3 separate regions of the Homo sapiens genome follow, and all the other regions are linked to region 3. The links are chromatin contacts, found by Hi-C or POLR2A ChIA-PET in ENCODE. All regions are on one chromosome and are shown on one strand. The core of a region is the stretch at or near the end of the contact, and the rest is flanking DNA. Distances in the headings are between cores, read along the strand shown.

Evidence for each region. Hi-C counts contacts between places; a loop is a spot of excess contacts on that map. ChIA-PET counts read pairs that join two places held with the same protein, here RNA polymerase II (POLR2A). Pooled maps may share reads with other maps.
Region 1: a pooled map shows a loop between it and region 3 (2.1-fold over the local background). The contact joins two enhancer-like sites. A Hi-C loop is called at or near these places in 3 of 50 pooled maps. POLR2A ChIA-PET finds 5 or more read pairs at or near these places in 9 of 52 experiments (BJ, MCF 10A, PC-9 and 4 more).
Region 2: a loop to region 3 is called in a pooled map, with 2.2 times the contacts of the local background. The contact joins two enhancer-like sites. A Hi-C loop is called at or near these places in 2 of 50 pooled maps. POLR2A ChIA-PET finds 5 or more read pairs at or near these places in 2 of 52 experiments (WTC11 and naive thymus-derived CD4-positive, alpha-beta T cell).

The regions. Positions count from the first base shown.
Region 1 is chr14:103,103,863-103,107,944 of GRCh38, reverse strand. EXOC3L4 (exocyst complex component 3 like 4) reads right to left here. Exons shown (of 12, transcript NM_001077594.2): 4 at 3,893-4,004; 5 at 3,556-3,678; 6 at 3,107-3,207; 7 at 2,873-2,953; 8 at 1,046-1,160; 9 at 402-521; 10 at 162-314. Among named protein-coding and RNA genes, the nearest start is that of EXOC3L4, 11 kb to the right of the region's middle. RefSeq lists a silencer at 2,603-2,762 and an enhancer at 2,637-3,387. Within about 2 kb of position 2,037, at least 2 of the 41 ENCODE cell types and tissues checked have a DNase peak (open chromatin) inside an H3K27ac peak, as active enhancers do.
Region 2 is chr14:103,072,266-103,076,494 of GRCh38, reverse strand. No RefSeq gene overlaps it. Among named protein-coding and RNA genes, the nearest start is that of LBHD2, 9.8 kb to the left of the region's middle. RefSeq lists a silencer at 447-896 and an enhancer at 1,090-1,681. Within about 2 kb of position 1,299, at least 25 of the 41 ENCODE cell types and tissues checked have a DNase peak (open chromatin) inside an H3K27ac peak, as active enhancers do.
Region 3 is chr14:103,259,269-103,262,976 of GRCh38, reverse strand. No RefSeq gene overlaps it. Among named protein-coding and RNA genes, the nearest start is that of LINC00605, 72 kb to the right of the region's middle. Within about 2 kb of position 2,321, at least 26 of the 41 ENCODE cell types and tissues checked have a DNase peak (open chromatin) inside an H3K27ac peak, as active enhancers do.

The DNA of each region.
Region 1 (4,082 bases), core at 788-3,287, 150 kb after region 3:
CCTCCACCCCCCAGCCCCACAGGCGCCCCAGTCCCTGTTCCACCTGATCCAGAGTGGGGAGAACCACTCCTGCCAAAAGCCCTCCCGGCGCTAAGGCCCTAGTCACTGCCACCACTCCCCACACAGAGGCGAGCACCGAAGGGCAGTCATGCCGCCCCTACCAGGCCCTGGAAGGTGTCGCTGATGGCCTGGGCATCCAGGCTCATCTTCTGGGAGCCATGCATGCGCTCCATGCCCCGGAACCGCTCCCGTGGCCTCAGCGCCCGCGCCAGGTACTCGCGGACCACGAACCGGTGCACCTCCTGCAGAGTCTCCTGGGCGGCCCAGGGTCAGGGTCAGGGTCAGGGTCAACAGCCCCAATCCTGGGCACAGCCCTGCCAGGGCCCTCCCCCTTGTGGTACCTGTGCCCGCGGCCGGGCCACACGCTGGAGATGACCGGCGAAGGTCACCACCTTGTCCATGAGGGGATGCAGCCAGTCCTGCGTCAGCCAGTCCCTGGTGCACACAACCCTGAAGAGCGGCTGGGGACAGAGGGGCTGGGAGTCTGCAAATGTGCACTACGCCCGCAACGTAACCCCTCCCTCGAAGCCCAGTGTGCCACTCCTGACCCCTTCCCTCCTGGGTTTGGGGTGCCATTCCCTCTCCTAGCCACAGGTTATGTCACGAGCCCTTTCCCAGAATGCCTCTCCCAGGCCCCAAGCTCTAGGGGCAGGGTTTGAGTCTGTGCAGTCAGATCTGCTCAGGGCATGCCCTGGAGAAGCCTTGAGGGACTGGGTGAGGACCCTGGGCCTGGATCCGTGGACCCACCATCCCAGGCTTCGGGGGTGACCACTAAGAGCTGGAGACTGAAGTGAGAAGGCAGGCGTCTCCCAGCCGCCCCTGCTCAGCTGGGACCTCACCTGGGTCCCCTGCCCACTACCCTACACACACACCCATGAGCTCACCCTGGAATAAATGAATGCTGTGACCTGGGCCCCCAGGCTCTAGGAAATAGGGGGTGCCTGCTGGGCATGGGAAGTAGGGAGAGAGGGCCTATCACAGTCACCTGCAACTCACGCTGCAAGCCCTGAAGCAAGTGCTTCTGGAAGCTGCAGGTGGCCGTCACCAGGGGCTTCTCCAGCTCCTCTTGGGTTCCTGGGAACCTGGAGAGAAGACTGGTCCTGGGGAGGGGCCAGGACCAGCGATGAGGTGGGCAAGGGAGACCAGGCTGGGGAATAGAGCCGGGCACACAGCTCCACTCACTTAGACTACAATGTGAAGGGCAGCCCGTGGGGCTCCCCATTGTAGCTGTCTGCGAGCAGAGTCAAGTGGGGGACAGCACAGAAGCCCAGGGAGCCAGTCACAAAGGGGTGGGTCAGGGGTGGCTGACCCGTTCCCCTCTGGCAGCTCTGGGACAGACCTTCCATCCCTCTTGGTGATAAACAGTGCGGCATAGCCATGCCTGGAACATACCCTACCCTGAGCCTTATAACTGCCCCCTGAAGGTGACCATGTCCCTATTTCACTGTTGAGGAAACTGAGGGCCAGGCTATACGCAGTCCCCGCAGCCAGGGACACAGTAGAGCAGGCTGGAGTTCCATCAAGGGTTTGGCCAGAGGCTGCCTACCAAGGGGCAGAGAACGCTCCCTGGAGCTGAAACCCCAGGGTCCCAGCACCAAGGACAAGCCTGGCACAGATTAAGGACGAGAGTGTTGGAGAAGCAGTGCCTGATGGTCATGCTTTGGATTTAGGCAGGCCTAGTTCAAGTCCCAGCTCCACCACTTCCTGGCTACGTGGCCACGGGCAAGTGGCACCTCCTTTCCAGGCCTGTGCTCTGCACCTGTGCGTGGGTATACTGCGCTTGGGATGAGACGTGTCAGGCAGGGAAGGCACCCACAAAGTGCCTGGCACTGAGAAGTGCTCACAAAGAGCCAATGGGAACTGAGTCCCCTGAGGCACAGAGGTCCCACACCACCCCAGGGAGCAGGTGCTCTGATCCTATTTGACAGGTGGCAAAAGAGCCACAGAGGGGAGGTGGCTTGTCCCGGAGCACACAGCCAGCAGGTGGCACAGCTGTTCTTTGAAGTCAGACAAATGAGAAGTACTTCGGGACACTAAAATTTACACACTTTTAAAAAAGGATAAACCCAGATGGGGAGGCTCAGTCTGTGCCTCTGGCGCTGCCGCATCTGCTGAGGCCTGGCCTGGAGCTGAGGGCACGGAAGGCCAACAGCTACTGCCAGCCCACAGGGAGGGCGTCTGCCTTCTGGGGACACAGAGACCCAGACCTCACCCCAGCAAAGCCCAGGGTGCAGGCTGAGGGAGGCTTCCCAGAGAAGGAGGTGTCCCAAGATGGAAGAAATGCTGCCTGGGATGAAGGGAGGGAAAAATGGAGCCCAGGGCAGCAGGCAGGGAGCTGGAACCCCTCGGCCTCTGCTCAGCCTTGAAGAGCCATCCACACTCCCCCAGGGCCCCTGCTCGGATGGACACACACACACAAGACACACGCATCTAGGCTCTGACACACACACACCACTCAGCTCCACCCCTACACGCACATGCATAAACACCTCTTAGCTCCAACACACACACACACACACACACACAGCCCTCAGCTCTGCCAAACACGCACACACACAGCCTCAGCTCTCCACGCATGCACACACAGGCACACACCCTCAGCTCCATCACACACGCACACACACCCCCCAACTCTGCTACACACACACGCACACACACCCCTCAGATCCACCAACACACAGACACAAACACACACACACACTCCTCACCTCTGCCCCCTCCACGCGCGCGCACTCCCCTCCATCCAGGTTCCCGGCGCTCGCGCGCCCCCTGCTGGCCACGCTGCGCCCGCACAGGAGCGGGCGAGCCCTACCTGAGCTCCTCGCAGGCGTTGATGTAGGCGCCCAGGTGCGGCTCGCTCACCGCCTCCGACGCCAGAAAAGCCTTTTCAAACCTGGGGCGGGATACACAGAGCCTTTGGGGACCCTCCCTAGCTGCGCGATGACCCTGGGTCCACCCTCCCAATCAGGTCCCTACGCAGACTCCTCCCTCCCACCTGCAGAGCGCACCCGGCCAGGTCGCTCCCCTACTGAGGATGCGTCCGCACCTGGGCACGAAGAGGCCGAGCGCCCGCGTGCAGATTCGCAGGGTGGTGGCCTCCAGCTCCGCGGAGATGGCGCCGGCCGCCTTCACGTGCTCGGCCACGAGCTGCGAGCGAAGCCCCGCACTGAGCGTGCCTCCCAGCCCCCGACCTGAGGCCGCGGGTCCCCTGGTAGCCCCCGCTGCGCCTCCAGCCCGCCCCGCTGTGCCTGTCAGTCTTGGCCCCTCCAGCTTTCAGCCGCCCAACTGGAGAGTCAACTCCCGCAAACTCCCATCCAGCAGCCTCCCTGCCCGTCGGCGCGCCGGGGGTCCCCGATTTCCCCCCGCGTGGGGCCTCAGGCTCCCATCTAACGGAAGGGTTGGTTGGGACTGGATAGGAATTCGTTCTGGAAATCGCCACCGTGTGCGTGAGGCTTGAACAGACGCCCCTTCTCAGCCCCTGCTCCCGGGCCGCACCATATGGACGTCCATGGACAGCGGCGCCTGGTAGAGGCCCTGCAGCACCTCGGGGACCTCGGCGGCCGCCCAGTGACTCTGCTCCAGCTGCAAGATGCTGTCGAAGCAGCTTGCGATCTTGGCCTGGGGGGAGAAGGGATGGGCCGTGGTGAGACCCTCCCAGACCCCGTCCCGCGCCGTCCGGGATGAGGGCCGCCCTGTCGGGTCACAAGCCCGCGCCGGGGGCCACAGGGTGAACCAGAGCCAGCTCTGGCCGCCGATAGCCTGGGCGCCGCACATCCCCCCAGGGCCCGCCCCCTCCAGCCTGGCCCGCCCAGCCTGACCCGCCCGGCCTGACCTCCAGGAAGCTGGTGTAGTCGCTCTCCAGTCGGGCCCACACGTCCGGCGCCAGGAGCGGAGGCAGCGGCTCGGCGGGCAGCGCCAGCCCCGGGGCGCCCAGGAAGTCAGGACTGGAAGACAGGGCAGGGGGCTGGGGGCGGGAGCGGCTCTGATGCGGCAGCCGCTGCCCCTCTTCTGGCCAGGCTCAA
Region 2 (4,229 bases), core at 50-2,549, 190 kb after region 3:
ACTCCAGCCTGGGCGATAGAGGCAGACTCCGTCTCAAAAAAGAAAAAAAAAAAGGAGCCAGGAGTGGCGGCGCCTGTAGTCCCAGCTACTTGGGAGGCTGAGGTGGGAGGATCACTTGAGCCCGGAGAGGTTGAGGTTGCATTGAGCCGTGATCGCATCACTGCACTCCAGCTTGGGTTACAGAGCAAGACCCTGTCGAAAAAAAAAATACGGTTTCAGTTTTTTATTTTTTGGTGGGTTTTTTTGTTTGTTTGTTTTGGGACGAAGTCTCGCTCAGTCGCCCAGGTTGGAGTGCAGAGTGGCGTGATCTCAGCTCACTGCAACCTCCGCCTCCCAGGTTCAAGCGATTCTCCTGCCTCAGCCTCCTGAGTAGCTGGGATTACAGGCACCCACCACCACGCCAGGCTAATTTTGTATTTTTAGCAGAGACGGGGTTTCACCATCTTGCTCAGGCTGGTCTCGATCTGCTGACCTCAGGTGATCCGCCCGCCTCGGCCTCCCAAAGTGCTGGGATTCCCGGCGTGAGTCCCGCGCCCGCCCGGGGTGTTTGGATGTCGTCCTAAGAGGCTCCACCCACAGGGGCAGCCCCGGGGCGCGGCTGCGGGGCGCGGCCTCGGCTCCGGCTGAGGGTCTGCCCTCCTAGTGGGAGTTGCGGAGAGGAGGCGCCGCGGAGCGGAGCGGGACCAGGCCCGGGGAAACGCGGCCGGAGGCGGGGCGTCGGCAGGAGGGGCGGTGCTAACGGCCCCGGGTTCCCGGTGCTCCAGCGCCCCCTCCCGGCTCGAGAGAGGAACGCCCGACCACGTCCCTCGGCGGCCGCGGGCGGAGGAGCCGGGCGACACTCCTGTCCCCCTCGCCGCCGCCTCCAGCCTCCCCCGGCACAGCCGGAGAGAATGAGGCTCCAGGCAAAGCCAAGCAGGATCCAGGGCCGGGGCCCGCGCGGAGCCGACACCCTGCTCATAGGAAAGCGAGGCTTGCTTCCCATTGCACGGAAGGGGAAGTCGAGGCCCGGGCGCTTGCTGGTCCGGCGCAGGGAGCTCGGCTCCGGCGCGGAGCGGGGAGGGGGATCGGGCTCAGCGGGGGCCCGATCTAGGCGACTAGGAGCGCCCATCCCGGGACTGCAGCCAGGCGGTCTGGGAGGGGGTGCTGTCCTTAATTTCTGGCTTGAAGGACAGGTGACCCGGGACAGGTGGAGACGGAAGTGAGAGGGGCAGCCAGGTGATGGGGACGGCGCATGCAAGAACCCAAAGGCCGGGAGCATGGGGCTACTGCCGACACCAGAGGCTAGTCCCACCCGGTGTTGACCTGGCAACCAGCCGGGGAGGAAGGGAGCTGTCTGAGGCCACACCCGACGCCCACCGGTGTCACCCGGAGCTGAGGTCATCCGGCCCGCCCTGGGCTGGCAGAGTTCAGCCTGCCCCACCCTCAGCCCGCCCACCGCAGGGGACCTTGCTTGTCGCCTGCCCTACTTGGCCCCACTTTAACCCTGGTGCTGTGCACACAGACAGGCCTGGCAGGGCTCAGGTCTCAGGCGGAGGGTCAGGGTTGTAACTTCCAGAGCCTCTGAGGACTCCTCACTGCTGAGGGCAGCAGCTGGCAGCCTCCAGCTGGGAAGCTCTGGGGATGGCCAGGTCCTGCCGTGTGGCCAGCACAGTCTCACCTCACTAAGGGGCAGCTCCTGTTCACAGAGGTGGGCAAGGTCCTGCTGCCAGGCACGTGCTAAATGAGCACTAATTGTCGTGGGCCACCTTTGTGTAACAAACATTAACTCTAAAGTGTGTGCCCCTTCTTAAAAAGTCCTCCTTAGTACGGTGGTGGGTAAGACGGAAATGGTATGTGTGTGTATAGTGCACAAGTGTGCTGGAGAGCTACGCCATAATCCTAGCTCAGCTCACACCGCATGTCCTGTGAGCAGGCACTCTCCAGGCAATTGGCCTGAAACCAGATGGCTTCACTGAATCATGGAAGCCCTATAAAGATGGCGTAGTATCCCATTTACAGGGAGGAAACCAGGGACCGAGAGGCTGAAGAGCCTGCCTGGGGTCACAGAGCTTGTGAGGGGAGAGCTCCGTCCTGGAGTGCACCATGACACTGTGCACTGGGCTGCGGGGCCCCGGAGGCAGGAAGGTGCCGGGGTGGGGAGACACCCCGTCACTGCAGCTACATTGACACTGGCCACACCCCAGCTGGGGCCTGGAGACCTCCAGTCCCAGGACAGCACTGGGGCGGTACAGGAACACATACTGAGACTGGGAGGGAAAGAGGCTTGCCCTGGAACCACAGCTGGAGAAGCCCAGAGCCAAGGGAGGAACCCCCAAGGCCAGCGGCCCACAGGGGAGCCCTGTTGCCCTCCCTCTCCTCCTGCACCAGGGGCGCTGAGCCCTGCGGACAGGCATGATGGGTGCTGGGCCCGCAAATCATGCAGAACCCGCCCACACCCCAGCAGCCACAGGTTGAACTGATTCTTGCTGAGCTCTAAAAGCCTCCAAGGGAATCCCCTGAGCCCTAGGGGCAAAGATGTGACTGTGGCCGCCAGGGAGATAGGGGTCCAGCCCTTCATGGCCCTGGCCCCACCTGCGGGGGTTTGGGGTAGGATTCAAGGCCCGGCTAGCCTCAGTCCCGCATCATGGCTGCAGGGTGGGGCCTGACATCCTGGGCCCTGCCCTGCCTCTGTGCCCCAGAGCAGTCAGGGAGAACGGATGCCTGAGGCTAGGCTGCTTGTGCGCACTCTGTCCTGGCCTGGGCACCCATTTCCCCGGCATCCCGTCTCCCCCAGCCCCGGCCTCCCAGCAGTCAGGTCACTCAGTCATGCAGGCCAACATTTCCTCCCAGCGAGCGGTCACCAGACTCAGTGCCAACACTGCGCCCGAGGGGTGTGCAGCCTGGGTTGGCTGGGTGGGGTGTAAAGGTGGAGAAAGGTCCAAAGCGCTGGTGGGAGGGGTGGCCTCTGAGACAGTCTCTGTGCAAAGGCCTGGCATCCCGGCCTCAGGCTACCCGACCCAGTGAGCTGGGTGTCCAAGGCCATGTAGGGAGATTATCCTCTGAATGCTGGGGAGGGATAGGAGCCAGACCCACGATGGTGGTGACTGATGGAGACCTGGGGTGTGGAGTACCCCTACCCCCGCTCAGTGCAGAATCTCACGCTGGCCTCTCAGCCTTGCATGGTGGGGCCGAGGTGTTACCCATTAACAGATGAGTAATAATCTGCTGATGAGTGTATGATCTGCCCCTGGCTCAGACAAGGGAGGTGGTGGACTGGCCATGGCAGCTGTCCAGACTTGATATCACCCTGAACGTCCCCAAACCTCCCTCCCTCCACTCTTGCTTCGCCCTGACCAGAGATGGAGGGTGGTGCTGGGAATAGGAGGTAGGTGAGTGCCTGTCCTGGCCAACAGCAGAGGCCCTCGAGGGAAACTGCACCGCAGGTGTCACTCTAGAGCCCACAGCGGGGGCTGTCAACCTGGAGTGTGCAGCAGAATCGCCTACAGCCCTCTGGCCCAGCCCCAGTGACTCTGGGTGAGTGGGTCTGGGGTGCATTTCAAACAAGTTTCCAGGCGCTGCTGCCGCCAGTCCTATCTGGAGACGACTCTCTGAGAAGCACAAGGTGGCCAGAGGGACAGGAGTGTCCTCAGACCGCCTCTCCCAGAGAGTGGGCCTCCTCAGTCCGCACCCCAGACAGGATATGCCAGCCTTGAAGCCTCTGTGGACATCTCCATGCTCAGGGGCGATGCCCGGCCTCTGCCAACCACGCCAGCTTAGATGAAGTCCAGGCACCTCCCTCAGTTCACCGTGTGCCCCTGAGCGAGTCTCTCGCCCACTCTGAGCCTCAGTTTCCTTATCTGCACAGTGAGGAGGGGAGCAAGGCCACGTGCAGCTATTTGAGCAGGTGAGAGGGAAGCGCTGGGCACACAGAGGCTGTTGAGATGAGTGCTCTTGTTTGTTTGTTTGTTTGCTTGTTTGTTTGTTTTTGAGACAGAGTCTCGCTCTGTTGCCAGGCTGGAGTGCAAAGGTGTGACCTCGGCTCACTGCAACCTCCGCCTCTCAAGTTCCAGCAATTCTCCTGCCTCAGCCTCCCGAGTAGCTGGGAACTACAGGTGTGTGCCACCACGCCCAGCTAATTTTTGAATTTTTAGTAGAGACGGGGTTTCACCATGTTGGCCAGGATGGTCTCAAACTCCTGACCTCAGGTGATCTGCCCACCTCAGCCTCCCAAAGTGCTGGGATTACAGGCG
Region 3 (3,708 bases), core at 1,072-3,571:
AAGACAAGGACATGACAAAAGAAGAAAGAGAAAACTACAGGCCAGTATCTCTGATAAACATAGACGCAAAAATCTTCAACAAATACTAGCAAACTGAATCCAACAACACATCAAAAAGATAATACACCATGATCAAGTGGGATTTATTCCAGGGATGCAAGGGTGGTTCAACATATACACATCAATAAATGTGATATATCACATCAACAGAATGAAGAATAAAAACTATATGATCATCTCAATAGATGCAGAAAAAGCATTTGATAAAATTCAACATCCCTTCATGATAAAAACTCTCAACAAATTAAGTATAGAGGGAACATACCTCAACATAATGAAGGCAAACTATTCATCTGACAAAGGACTAATATCCAGAAGATACAAGGATTCAAACAACTCAACAGCCAAAAAACAACCACATTAAAATGGGCAAATGATCTGAATGGACATTTAGCAAAAGAAGACATACAAATGACCCACAAGTATATGAAAACATGCTCAACATCGCTAATCATCAGGGAATTACAAGTTAAAACCACAGTGAGATATCATCTCCTCCCAGTTAGAATGGCTATTTCAAAAAGACAACAAATAAATGCTGGTGAGGTGGCGGAGAAAAGAGAACTCTTATACAACATTGGTGGGAATGAACATTAGCATGCCATTATGAAAAACAGTATGGAGAATTCTCAAAATACTAAATATAGAACTACCATGTGATCCAGCAATCCCACTCCTGGATATTTATCCAAAAGAAAGGAGATCAGTATATCAAAGGGATACCTGCACTCACATGTTTAGTGCAGCACTATTCACAGTGGCCAAGATACGGAATCAACCTATATGTCCAGCAACAGATGAATATATATGTGTATGTGTATACAATTTGAATACTATTTGCCCATAAAAAATAAAACGCTGTCATTTGCAGCAACATGGATGGAACTGGAGGTTATTATGTGAATTGAAATAAGCCAGGCACAAAAAGACAAATATTGCATGTTTTCATTCATATGTGGGAGTTTTAAAAGTGGATCTCATAGAGATAGAAAGTAGAAAGATAAGTTACCAGAGGCTGGGAAAGGTGCAGCGTGGGGATGAAGAGAGATTGATTACTGAGTACAAACATACAATTAGAAGGAATAAGTTCTAGTGTTTGATAGCATAGTAGGGTGAGTATAATTAAAAATAATTTCTTGTATACTTCAAAATAGCTAGAAGATGGCCAGGCACCATGGCTCACACCTGTAATCCCAGCACTTTGGGAGGCCGAGGCGGGTGGATCACTTGAGGTCAGGAGTTTGAGACCAGGCTGGCCAACACGGTGGAACCCTATCTCTACTAAAAATACAAAACTTAGCCAGGTGTGGTGGTGTATGCTTGTAGTCCCAGCTACTTGGGAGGCTGAGGCAAAAGAATTACTTGAACCCGGGAGGCGGAGTTTGCAGTTAGCCGAGATCGCGCCACTGCACTCCAGTCTGAGACAGAGCAAGACTTCATCTCAAGGAAAAAAAAAAAAAAAGCTAGAAGAGAAGATATGAAATGTTCCCAACACATAGAAATGGCAAATATTTGAGGTGATGAATATTCTAATACCCTGATTTGATCATTATAAATTGTATGCATGTATTACAATATCCCATGTCCCCCATAAATATGTACAATTATTGTGTACCAACAAAATAAATATGAATTCTAGAAAAAAAACTGTAGTTACTAAAAAATACTGCTGGACATTGTTCTGTGTGGGAGACGCGAGAGGGGAGAAGAAAGGGCACAATACACAATACTATTAAGGGTAAACACCTTTATTCCAAGTATATGGCAATACAGACATAATAAGCAAATCGCAGTGGGAAAGGGAGAAGAAGAGCTATGTCTATATATATTTACACCCACCAGACTATGGAGGAAGCATTACTAGCTTTGAGCTTGATCAGTCAAGACATAGGCCTGGCATTGGGCCAGGGCCAGTCTGGAAGTCAAATTAGCATTTTCCTTTTCCAGCTTACATTTCTTTTGTAGCAACCGGTCCCTATCTTGACACATTAACTTATAAGCAGTAAGCAAGCAGCATCCATGCCAGGAAATTCCCTCGGCATCCCCTTATCAAACTAGAATTTCCTGCAGCACCTCACACACAGCCAACAGTTCAAAATGCACTAACTTAGATTCCCAATTTTCACAAAAGCCAGTTCCCCTGGACTATTCAGTCGCCGAGGGGGAGAACTGGGGAAGTTCCCATCCCGGGATGTGGGAAGTCCCCGAGCCTCCAGCCCAGTCCCTGCGACTGGAAAGTGGCATACTTTCGTTTTCGAATCCTGTTCCTGATACCAAAAGTTTCTGTGTGGGAAATGCCCGGGGGGTGAAGAAAAGGCACACACGATACTTTTAAGGGCAAACAGCCTTCATCCCAAGTATATGGCAACACAAATATAATAAGCAAATCACAGTGGGAAAGGGACAAGAAAAGATATATCTGTATATATTTACACCCACTGGACTATGGAGGAAGCATCACCAGACAGGGAAGCAGCAGCCTGGGCTCCAGAGTCGGCCGCCCGTCCGCGCACAGACGAGGAGAGTTCTTGCGGAGCTTCGGCGGGGTCTGGGACCCTCACCCTTTTGTAGTATTCCTTTTTTGGCCTGAGCCCCAGGCACGAGGGCCCTTCATGACTGGACTCAGGGAATACAGGAAGGTTAGCCTATTCTGTAGATTCTGTTGTTTGTTTGCCTTAAGGTAGAAAATGTACCTTACCAGAACAATCAGTATAGGTTATTAGCTCCCAGGCAGATGCCCAGAGGCTATTTACTGGCACATAACCATTCCTTGTGTTCAAGTTCAATGGAGTTCAAATTTAATATTTAACTTTTCCTCCACATGGCTCACACCTATAATCCCAGCACTTTGGGAGGCCAAGGCGGGTGGATCACTTGAGGTCAAGTGTTTGAGACCAGTCTGGCCAATGCGGCGAGACCCCTGTCTCCACTAAAAACACAAAAATTAGCTGGGCATGGTGGCGCGCACCTGTAGTTCCAGCTACTTGGGAAACTGAGGCAGGGGAATCACTTGAATCTGGGAGGCAGAGGTTGCAGTAGCTGAGATCGTGCCACCGCACTCCAGCCTGGGTGACAGAGCAAGACTCCATCTCAAAAAAAAAAGTGACAAACATTTGAGACGATGAATATCCTAATACCCTGATCTGATCATTACAGATTGTATGCATGTATTACAATATCCCACGTACCCCATAAATATGTACAATTATTGTGTACCAATAAAAATAAATAAATATGAGTTATAGAAACAAAAAACCCTATAATTACTACAAACCCTTCTGGATGTGTAGAATATCATTGTGGACACAGTGAGAGACACATGAACTGCAAGAAAGGTGTGAGGTGAGACCCAGGACATGGAATAGAAGTACGGGGGCACAGAGTCTGTCCCCTGCTCTGCCGCCCGGTGGGCATGTTTCTGTGGTCTGGAGCCCCTCTTTGTCCTGGCTTCTGTCTTTGGTGCTTGGCTACCTTTGTGCCCCACCTTGTCCTTGCACATCATGGTAGCAATATTTTGAGGGGTGCAATGCAGGCGCCCGCCCCAGAGGCTGTGCACGTGCTTCTGGGCGAACTCCCTTTGTGCGCCCAGTACAGCGTGGAGGGGATTTCCCGTAGACACCCCACTCCAGGACCCAAGGGTTGTGTTGT